2 separate regions of the Mus musculus genome follow, and region 2 is linked to region 1. The links are chromatin loops, found by intact Hi-C in ENCODE. Cell type or tissue: heart. All regions are shown on one strand. Each heading gives the region's core, and the rest is flanking DNA. Links, peaks and the distances in the headings are about the cores only.

What was found. Peaks named below come from ENCODE experiments on the same cell type or tissue, not always from the same donor. Only the 100,000 strongest peaks of a DNase experiment are listed, where the experiment ranks them.
Region 2: a loop joins it to region 1, with 2.6 times the contacts of the local background. A loop is called at or near these places in 1 of 42 quality-filtered maps.

Annotation. Positions count from the first base shown.
Region 1 is chr13:28,930,621-28,935,998 of GRCm38, forward strand. No RefSeq gene overlaps it. Among named protein-coding and RNA genes, the nearest start is that of Gm46406, 12 kb to the right of the region's middle. In heart, for the core only: no CTCF peak of the experiment used is centred there; DNase peaks (open chromatin) are centred at 841 and 2,971.
Region 2 is chr13:28,769,634-28,775,011 of GRCm38, forward strand. 2610307P16Rik (RIKEN cDNA 2610307P16 gene) reads right to left here. Exons shown (of 8, transcript NR_045054.1): 3 at 2,986-3,033. Among named protein-coding and RNA genes, the nearest start is that of Mir6368, 61 kb to the left of the region's middle. In heart, for the core only: no CTCF peak of the experiment used is centred there; no DNase peak of the experiment used is centred there; H3K4me3 peaks cover 469 bases; H3K27ac peaks cover 905 bases.

The sequences.
Region 1 (5,378 bases), core at 156-5,155:
GTTTCAACAGTTCAGGAAAGGAACCTGAAGGTGCGAGCTGAGAAGTGGCCCCGAGTCTGCCCAACTTTGACTCTGAGTCCCTGTAGGACTGTGTCCTAGTGAGCAGACAGACTGACTCAGACAGAAGGACAGATTACAGGGCTCCTCAGTAAATTCCATAAATATTCGAGATTTTCATCCTACGCTGTGGTCACTGAAAATGTAAGTCTGAAATAGCATGGAGAACGACCATGCTCAGTGAAACTGTGTCTTGTTTTCAAATGGGCCTTCTCAAGCCGAGGCAAATGTCAAGTTTAATAAACCAACGCATAGATTCTCATGGCAGTCTCTATTCCAACGCATAGATTCTCATGGCAGTCTCTATTCCAACGCATAGATTCTCATGGCAGTCTCTATTTCTACTTTGAAACTCAAGATCTGCAGATTCTTCAGACATGCTATGTGTGTGTGTGTGTGTGTGTGTGTATCTGTGTGTATGCATGGTGTGTGTGTGTGTGTATGTGTGTGTGTGTGTGTGTGTGTGAGTGTCTGTGCATCTGTGTTTGTGTGTACATGGTGTAAGTGTATCCATGTGTGTAAATATTTGTATGTGTAAGTGTGTGTGTTCTAGGAGTGGCGCTGGGGATCGAACTCCGGACCTCATGCTTGCTGACAAGCACGTGTGAGACAAGAGTTGGACCAGTCCGTGGATATTGTTCCTCTCAACCTGTCTCCTTGCTTAGGATGTCAGGCTATGGTCAGCCTCTTGGTGGCCTTTCCCTCTTGACCCCAGCTGCTCCTGATCCCATACCCTCCGCCCACAAAACAGGAAGGAAACAGGAATTGGCTGCTCATCAATGGCCTCTCCCCCATTGTCCAGCAGGAAAATTGCCCAGTCACACACACCCTGCCTCCCTCCCTGCTTACACACCCCAGACTTGCCCTAGGTCATCTCTTGGCTACTCAGACACTCCTGGAAGGCCAGAGTCTGAGAAAAAGAACTTGCCCCTTTCTGTCACAGGGGTGAGAAGGACACAGACTAGCCTCTGTCACAGGATTTTACCTTTGTAGTTCCTCCAGTACCAACCACCTATATTTCCAAAGGTGCATTTCAGAACTTATCCCTGAATATCATTCCCACCCCCAGGTGCATTCTCAGGAGGAAAGACTGGCCAGAGGTTCCCCATTGACCCCACCCCCAAATGCTCCAGAACAGGACACTGTCAATCTCTCCTAACAAACAAGAACAACAACAACAAAACCAAAACAACAACAACAACAAGCTGTTTGAGGCCTGAGCAGGCCGGTTCTCATGACTGCCTTGGTGACTCATTCTTTTGTCCCTTGTGTTTCAGAATTTCTTTCTCAGAAATCCCCTTGATGTCATCCCTGTTTTCTTCCGCTTCCATTAGGCAGATCAAATGTCTTTTAAATATCAGCTTCCAACTGGGCCAAAACACCCGAAGGAACAGGAACAGTAGGAGGGGGAGGGACTGAGGTGTGTGTGTGTGTGTGTGTGTGTGTGTGTGTCTGTGTGTCTGTGTGTGTGTGTGTGTGTGATGTGTATGAGGAAAATCACAATTTGCATCTTAACTTTACTCAACTTACAAACATAAAGTAAAAACTGCACCATCACCTTCCTGCTAATTGCAGGACTCTCTTTTTGAGCCCTCAACTCCTCCTCCACCTCCCTCCTCTCTACAAGCCAATTAAAAAAAAAAAAGGAGGGGGGGGTGTGGTGGGGGGGTGTGGTGGTGGTGGGGGTGGTGGTAGGGGTGGTGGTGGTGGTGGTGGAGGTGGTGGGTGGGATAAAGACATCCAACTACTGAGAAACAAAGCTGATAGAGAGGGGTCAAAGATGAAGACCTCTCTCTACATCAGGGGACAAGAAAGCAAGGACAACATTCTTTTCTGTTCCCTAACTTTAAAGGATCCGCACGGTTCTTTCCCCTTCTCTCCTTGTGCACAGGACTGGCCTAACCAGCTGCCCAACCAGCTGTCATCTTTTACATAGATAAGAGGACCCCAAACACAAGGTGAACCTTTCTCCCTGCTAGTGTGTCAATGAAATGGAGCTGAGCTGGACCAATGATTGTGCACTGCTGAAGCAAGAGGATCAGAGTCATCCTGTGCCAGCCAAAACCACTTTCGAAAGTTGAGTTCCACAAACATTAGGTAGGGATGCTGGGGCCTTTATACCCACAAAAGTGATCCACAGAATAGAGGACGAATAGATCTAAGCATGACCAACTTCCAAGAAGATTTTGCGACTTTAGAAAGACGTGGGGGTTGTGAGACACATATGGATTGTGTAGTTGTTTTTTGGGGTTTTTTTTTTGGTGTTTTTTTTTTAAGTTATCATATCTTATTTATTTATTTGTGTGAGTATGCTTGTGCCTGGGGTTGAGGGGGGGGGGGAGGTTCTACACACATGCCACAGTCCACATGTAGAAATCAGAAGACAACTTTGGAGTGTCACGTCTCTTCCTCTGCCACGTGGTTCCAAGGATCCAACACAAGTCATTTGGCTTGGGAGCAAGTCCCTTTATATGCATGGAGCCACCTCATCTATTCTGATTAGTAATTTGCTAGTTTATTTATTTTGAGACATTATTTCCTATATCCAAGTTGGCCTTGAACTCACTGAGTATCCAAGGGTGATCTTGAACTTGGTACTCTTGATTCTACCACTGGAATGCTGAGACGACAGCTGTGCACAGCCCTGCATAGACTTTACATGGCACTGGGATTGAACCTAAGGCTTTGTGCGTGGTAGACAAGTACTTTGCCAGCTGAGCCTTAATGTCAGCAAGAGGCTCATTGCTGAATGATGAAGCTTGTGGTCTTCAACATCCCTTCTCAAGAACTTAGAGGACTCAGCTGGAAGGTTGCCTGACCCTCTGTCCCCAGGGAAAGCACTGGCAAACCTGGCTGGGAAGTTATCTGAAGAGACGCTTTAAGCTCTCAGTAGTTCACTGAGTGCCAGTTACCACCGGGCACAACGCCATGTTTCCATGCTGCCCCTGGTTTGTATTCATGAAGGAGGTCACATTCTCCTGTTGCTCACTGGCTTCCGTGACCTTGGATACATTTGCACATGATCTGGCTAGAGTCAAGTAAAGTAGTGAATCCATATAATGCCCAGAACCCGCCGACGTGAACTCTGAAAGCGAGCTTCTGCTATTGAGTCGCTCCCATCTTGGTGAAGATAATCCTGCAACTGTGCACACGAGCCTGAAGCTCTACATGAACATCCTGGACAGCTTCAGATAACATTTTCACGAAAGGTCGGCATATGGTTTGTGGATTGCATAATAAATAGATGGTTCTCAGACCTTAACTTGAGAAATATTGTTAAAGCATTCCATTAGGGGATAATCCTATTAAATTAGAGAATTTGACAGAAGGGGGATTTGTAAAGGAATGTAATGTTCCAAGGGACATTAAATGTCTGTAAAAACACTGAATATATCTGTAATAATAACTCCTTGAATTTGTGAGCCGTCTGTAAAAACATCGAGTGTTCAAATGTGCTGCTTTAAACACTGCACAATTATAAGTAAATTCTGCGGCCGACTGGAAATGAAGCACCTCTCTCTCTCTCTCTCTCTCTCTCTCTCTCTCTCTCTCCCTCCCTCCCTCCCACTCCCGCTTTCCCCATACCCCTCTCCTTCTCTCTGGACTAGCACAGAGAGTAATTGCATTAATTCTGTCTTTTGGTGGCTAAACCTAGGCATCTGCCATTTCCCCAGAATCTCCTCCGCCCCTAATGGGAGTGGGTATCACCCACAACACAAGCCTCCTCTGAAGCAAGGGCTTGCAAACACATTGATAATGAATTTCTGACATGTTTTTGCCTGCATTAGAAACATGTGTGCTTAACTAAGGCCATGCAGGGGTCTGAATTTCACCTCAGCGTGGTAAATCTGAATTTCCAGGTGTGGAGACAGAGCATGTCCATGCTCTACTGGAAGCCCAGATAAACCTTGTATACACTAACAACAAAAAAACAATTGTTCTGCCTGGCAGGCTACTTAGGTGCATGTGCGTCTGTGTATGCCTGTGTTTGTTTGACTTTTTGAGGGAGGATCTTGATAGGTACCCTTGGCTGGCCCAGAACTCCTATGCAGCCCTCAAACTTAGGGCAAACTTCCTGCTTTAGGCTCCTGAGTGCTGGGTGTACTGGTAGGCAAATCGGCCTGTCCAGCTCTGTGGAGAATTAAACTCATGAGTCTAAAGACAGGCTAAGCTGTCACTGAGCTATAACCACATCCCCATGGAATTTGGGGGGTGGGGGTGGTGGCAGCTTCCTTATGTAGCTCTAGCTTGGCTTCTAGCTTGCAATACTTCTGCCTCAGCCTCCCACGTACTGGAATTGTAGGCACATACCACTAACCTCTTGCAATTTTATTTTGTCTTGAGACAGGACCTCACACATCCCAGCCTGCCTTCATACGTAGCTCAGGATGATCATGATTTCCTAGTCCTCCTGCCTTCCCCTCCTGAGTGCTATGGATTACAGACACGCCTTACCATATGCAGTAGCGTGGATCTATAACCCAGGGCTCTGTGTAAGCGCTCTCCAACTGAGCTACATCTTTAGCTCCCATGTAGTAATTTTTTTTAACTCTCAAGATTATTATATTAAAAAAAATGATGAGCAAAACCTTTAAATAAAGGCAGATATATATACAAATTGAGCTTTCTTTTGCCATCACAGCTAGGAGGCACTTGCAGGGAGACTGGTTTCTCCAGGGCCAGATTGGCATGCTAACTGGGTGCTCCTTGTCCTTCATTCCGTTGGGAGGCAGAGACTTAAGGTAGCAGAATACCTCCCCACTTATCTGGTGCTGAGCAGTGAAGAGGGTGTAAACTCAGAAGACCTATTTCATTGAATTGGGCCCATTATTCTTCCCTTTGAAAAGTTAAATTGAGTTCTGTGGTTGGTAACCAAACAGATTTTTACCCCAGTGACAGGATTAGCTTGCCTGAGACATACAGGCTAACAAGAAGCCTCACTCGCAGGGCTAACTCTCAATTTAGGGACTCTCTGAAGCAATTGTGACGGTCAAATAGGCCCCTCTGTGGGGTGTATTCTGCCTTGGATGCAGCATTCTGACAGGCTCTTCTGGGTGTGTAAAAATTTAAATCCTTTATAAACATCAATGATTGGCATAATTGGTGTAATTATAGGTATCTAAAAAGGAGAAAATGTCTGTGTAACAGCTGCCAATGGTTGGTTTCAGGAAACATGCAGTCACTTGTGGAGAGCTCGGCTCAGGGTATAAACACTTGGGTAATATTACTCCCAGAAGGACTAGCTTGAATCAGAGATGGCACAGAGATAGGAGGAAATTTGCCCTCTTCCAAAAACACAGAGCCACGTGTGAACCACAGGG
Region 2 (5,378 bases), core at 122-5,121, 160 kb before region 1:
GAATTAGAAACAGGTGGCATGTGATATTCAGGACTGCTGGCAGGAAATTTGCATATCAACAGAAAACAGAAATTTTCTAATCACATAAATCATATGTTGTAATCACGTGGAAATAAAAACTCCATCCTTCCAGTTTCTCTTTGTGAGAAATGTGTTGTTTCAAAGGGCAAGAAAAATCAAACACGGTCAAGGTCAATACAACCTAAATAACCTCTTGTATGGTAAGGATTTTCCACCAAGTGGTATGGGAAACACAAAAATGTGTGTTTATTTCCCCAGAAGGAAACAGTTGCTGGAGACCACACAGGTAGATTTTGTTTTGTTTGGTTTGTTTGAAAAGCTGGGGCTAGAACCCAGGCCCTGGCCCAGGCAAGGCGAGCATGGACCATGGAGCTACATCCCCAGCCCTCTTTTAACTTTATATTTGAGACAGGGTTTTGCTAAGTTACCCGGGCTGGTGTTGAACTAATTCACTCTAACGCCTGCTTAGACCTTGAACTTGAGACCCTCCTGTCTCAACCTACTGAGCAGCTGAGGTGAGGGCCTGTCTCACCAGGCAGACTCCAGTCAGGCTTCAGGCCTCTGCTATCAGTTACAAATCATTTCCTGAACCAACGGTTAAACTTCCTCATCTTGGGAGGTGAAACTGAGACTTTATTTCTACCCCAAATGCAAGCAGCAGGGAGATGAAAAGAACATGACTTAAACCAAGCAGTGATGTCAAAGAAAAGAAAAAAACCTTCCCTCCGACCCATTTCTTTTTAAACTGGAAAAATAAAATGTGTTTTCCACAAAGTCAGGTTTTTTTTTTTTCCTTTTTTAATCTGTTTCTACTCAAAGCTAGAGGTCTATTTATTTTTAAATGACACACAGGAAACCTCCCAACTGCAACTCAGATTTACATCTGGCTAATCCTGCAAATGTGACTGACCAAATTCATGCTGTTGATTTCTAATGAGTTCTGTGATTTGGGGATAACACGTGTGAGAGATGGCGAATTAACTACGGAGAGGCAGCGTGCAGCAAGCAAGCTAGCAATCTTGGAGGAGAGGAGTCAATTTCTAATCGTGCTTGCCAGAAGCTGGGGCTGGGAGAGGCAGGTGATAAACCCTGCCAAGAACTTGTCTCCGTTCCCTTTTCCCGTAGACCATTTCAACGCCCCATCAGCAAACAGAGCTCAACTTTTCCTCTCCACAATTTCGGAGATCGCAAGGAAAGCTCTGGCCCCCTTGATAGTCTCAGAAAAATGAAAACACTTCGCGCTGCAAAACGCAGTGTCAGTCTCTGAGAGGCCCTTTCCTGGAGCTGAGTCCACTTATAATCAGAAAAGGACAGAGGTGACATTAAAGGACAGAGGCGAAAGGGATTGTCACGAGCATGCTACAGAAATGCACAGCCTAGCGATGTCACCTACAGACAACCAGGAAACCGTAATCAAAATTTCACATACCTAGACACCCCATACCTAGAGATCCCAGAACAGTGGACACCAGCTAGATCACAACAACCACACACAGAGATAGCACGAGAATGGACCTTAGATCAGGCCTCTCGGGGCTGAAGAACTGAAATTCTCAGCGCATTTGCTCATATGACAGGTAAGGGCCTGCAACCATGACTGCACTCGGAGGGCCGTTAAACCCTGCCCCACCACCCCAATAAAATCACAAATCTCCTCTAGTCAAACAAGTGATTCAGATGTCAGTCAGCAGCTGAGAAACCCGGTTCTGAAAATACACCCTCAAAGAAGCATGTCTCTTTATTGAATCCTCACAGATATTTAACTTCATTGTCTTGGGCTGGAGAGAAATCTCAGCCATTAAGAGCACTAGCACTTCCAGAGGACCTGAGGTTCAAGTCCAAACACCACATGACGCTCACAACTGTCTCTAAAGCCTGTTCCAGGAGATCTGGCACCCTCACACAAATATGCATGCAGGCAAATCATCAAGTACATAAAAATAAATACATCTTCTTTAAAAAAATCCATTGTCTTTTCTGTCCCAGAATAATATGGTCACCAGTTCTGTCCCCAGTTCCTAGATACACTTCATAACACAGAAGCAGGCTAAGTTTACACTTCTGCACCAGGAGACTGAAGCTGGCTTAGTATGGATGAAAGACGCCAATGGAAGACTGGAGCAATCCAGGTGATACACAACACACTCTCTTACCAATGTGAAGTGCTTCACAATGTGTTGTCATGTTAAAGACAATGACAAAAGCAAAACAGGGTGAGCAGAGACTCAATAGTTAGCATCTGTACGCCAGTGGTTTGCTTGATTCCACTAGCTTGGAAATCATCTGGAAGGCATGAATCCCTGAGAGCCTAGGCAGGGGATGGGTCTATTTATCTTCATTTTTTTCATTACCATTTGCATCTCTAGCTGCTCACCTGTGCTGTGCCTGCTGCTGACCTTCTGTGCTTTGGATTTAACTCCCTGGCTGCGTTTGGACAACTGAACATTGGCTGCTTCCTACATACGAAGGGCTTAACTATGACTGCGGGCTACTACACTGGGCAGAAGAAATGGTACTTACATTTACAAAAAAAAAAAAAAAAAAAGTTCTCTTCTTTAAGGGACTCATATGGGGAAAAAAACCTCAAAGCACTGTGGTTAGGATTAGCAATGGAAAAGCAGAGTGACCTGCCTCCTCAGAGTAACCTTTAGCTTAAAATTAGGGTTTAATGAATGCTAATTTAAATGATGCATGTTTTAAATTACCAAAAGGTACATACACGACGAATACATAAAAGTAAAGTATTATGACAGAAAAAAATACACATATAAATACATAAAAGTAAGCTACTTTGAGAGAAAAATAATTTTTAAAGACACCCAAAATAAATAGCAGTGAAAAGAAGAGGAAGATATAGAAGACTGGGACTTTAGGATGGACTAAGCAAGGCACAACCTGGAGTAACACACACAATCATGAAGATCTGTCATCTAGAAACCCTCCCATCCAGGAAAAATCTCTTACCTGAGCGTGCTGGGTGGGTGTGAAGGCTTCTGCAGTCCCGTGGGCGTGCTATGAGAGAAAGGGAAACTGAGTTACACAGTGTAAGAGGAACCACGGTCCTTACAGGGCCTAACACTTCCTGGCACTTGACTGTTGTAGGGCCACATCAGAGACTCGCTGCAGAGTACTAACTCTCCAGACCCTTCAGCAAAGCTAGGAACCTTCAGCAAGGATGGGCACAGCTCCCGTCTGGCTGCTCTGCGCTAAGGCATGGCTTGTAGGCTATGTAGCCACTCCAAGCCTAGACTTTCATGATCTGGTGATAAATTCCTCCAGAGTGACTCTCAAAGCTAAGAGGACTCCACTTTACCCCTGAGATGCCATGGGTATGTGTTTCGGGGGATTGGGGGGGGTGGGTGGTGTGACACAGCAGTGGTGTGATGTGTCCTAGTGCATTTTTTAATGTGTGTGAGTGTTTTGCCTACATTATGTATGTGTACCATTTACATCCCTGATAGCCATGGAGACCAGAATAGAAGGAGGAGTTGGAATTGACGTTACAGATAAGTTATGAGCTGCCACACAAGATGCTGAAAATTTACCCAGGATCCTCTGAAAGAGCAGCCAGTGTTCTTTGTCATCCAGTTGACATCTGTCCAACCCTTACCTTAGCGATTTATGTAGCTGACTTCATTTAGCCTTTAAAACAATTATGTAAACCTAATGTCAGTAGGGCTGGGGAGATGGGTCAGCTGGTGGTACTTGCCATCCAAGCATAAGAACCTGCACTCTACTCCTAACACCTAGTTGGAAGGTGGGCACAGTAGCATGCTCTTGTAAAAGGTGCTGGGGAGAGGACATAGGCAGACCCCTAGACTTACTGGCCTGCTAGCTTAGACTACTTGGTGGAGTTCCAGGAGAATCAGAGACCTTGCCTGCAAATCCAAGGTAGAGAGTGCTGAAGAAAGACATCCGATGTTAACCTCTGGCCTACCCAACTTAGCACTGCCAGCAACAGAGGGCTCCAGAGCTACATCGGAGGATGTACAAGAAACTGTTCCTGTCACAGAAGTAGCAATGGCAGTCACAGCTGGTGACCTCAGAGAAGAACTTCCTAACAGCACTTTGGGTACCAGGCCACCACTGTTATCACATCAAAACCTTAGTGAACATTGACTCTAGGACTTAAAGAGAAATGCAAGATTCTATCAAAGGTCAACTTTGTTTTCTGTGCCCAGGCTTATCTTTCTAAAACTCTGGTATTTTATGAGCACATGTTTGATTACAAAATAATTACTCAATAGAGTAGAGAACAAAATTAGCTAATGACACTTTTACCCAGGCTTGCATATACACACTTAGAATCCCAGCGTGGAGAGGAATTAGCAGGGGGATCTAGAGTTGCAAGGTCATCCTTGGGTACTTGAAGAGTTTGAGGATAGCCTGGGCTACATGGGACCCTGTCTCCAAAAAGCAAACAAAAAATTTACATTTTACTTAAAATCTGTATTTGTCTTTCCCTGATATCCCCCCTTTAAACACATGTGGAGTTCATAACAGCAAGTTGTTCTTGACATAGAAGGAAACTTAGAAGTTCTGTTACCCTTCACATTTTTTGGTAGCTATACCACAAAGTCTTTATTTTCTGAAAATCTAATTCCAAGAAAAAAAAGTTCTTGGCAAGTCAGGGCAGATTCAGTTATTTCAGGGTGACTTCTTTTTTGTTTTTCAGGGGAAATAATTGTCTAGGGATTAAAAATGGACAGTATTCCTCCTGGGCCTGGGCGGTGGTGCATCTTCAATAGGTGAATACACTTCAGAAAGCAACCATCAAGATCTTGGGGGCTCAAGGTCATTTTTCTCCCCTTACTGGGCTATATATACGTAATTGGCAAAGCACATTTGTCCTGTGACTCGGGTAGCAAGAAAACTACTTGGTAGATCAGCAGTCATAACCAGGACACACCTGCTCTGGCTCCCTGCAGAGTTAAAATAATTCAGCATTAGCAGCCTCCCCGATTAAGTACAATTAATATCCTGAGATGCAAAAAAAAAAAAAAAAAAAAAAAGCTTGGGTAAATAAAATGGTTGCTACCGCTACACACAGCAGAAAATACCAACTGTGCACATGGTAGCAGCTTTCCAACTTCCCATTGCCCTTAGGGTGCTAATGAGACAGATCTGCAGAGACCGCATGAAAAAGCAGCCTGCACTTAGCTAGCCCTAACTCAAATCCAGACTCTTCTCCCTGACCACAGCAGGAGGGCTTCGCTAATTGGGATGTGCAGGAGCCTTGGCCTCACGTGTGCTGCCTTGAGCACACCTCAGGAGAGTGCTGGGCTCTACACATATACATGCACTTAACTGAAGGGTCACACATGTACGCATGCACACACGCAGCCACACACGCAAAC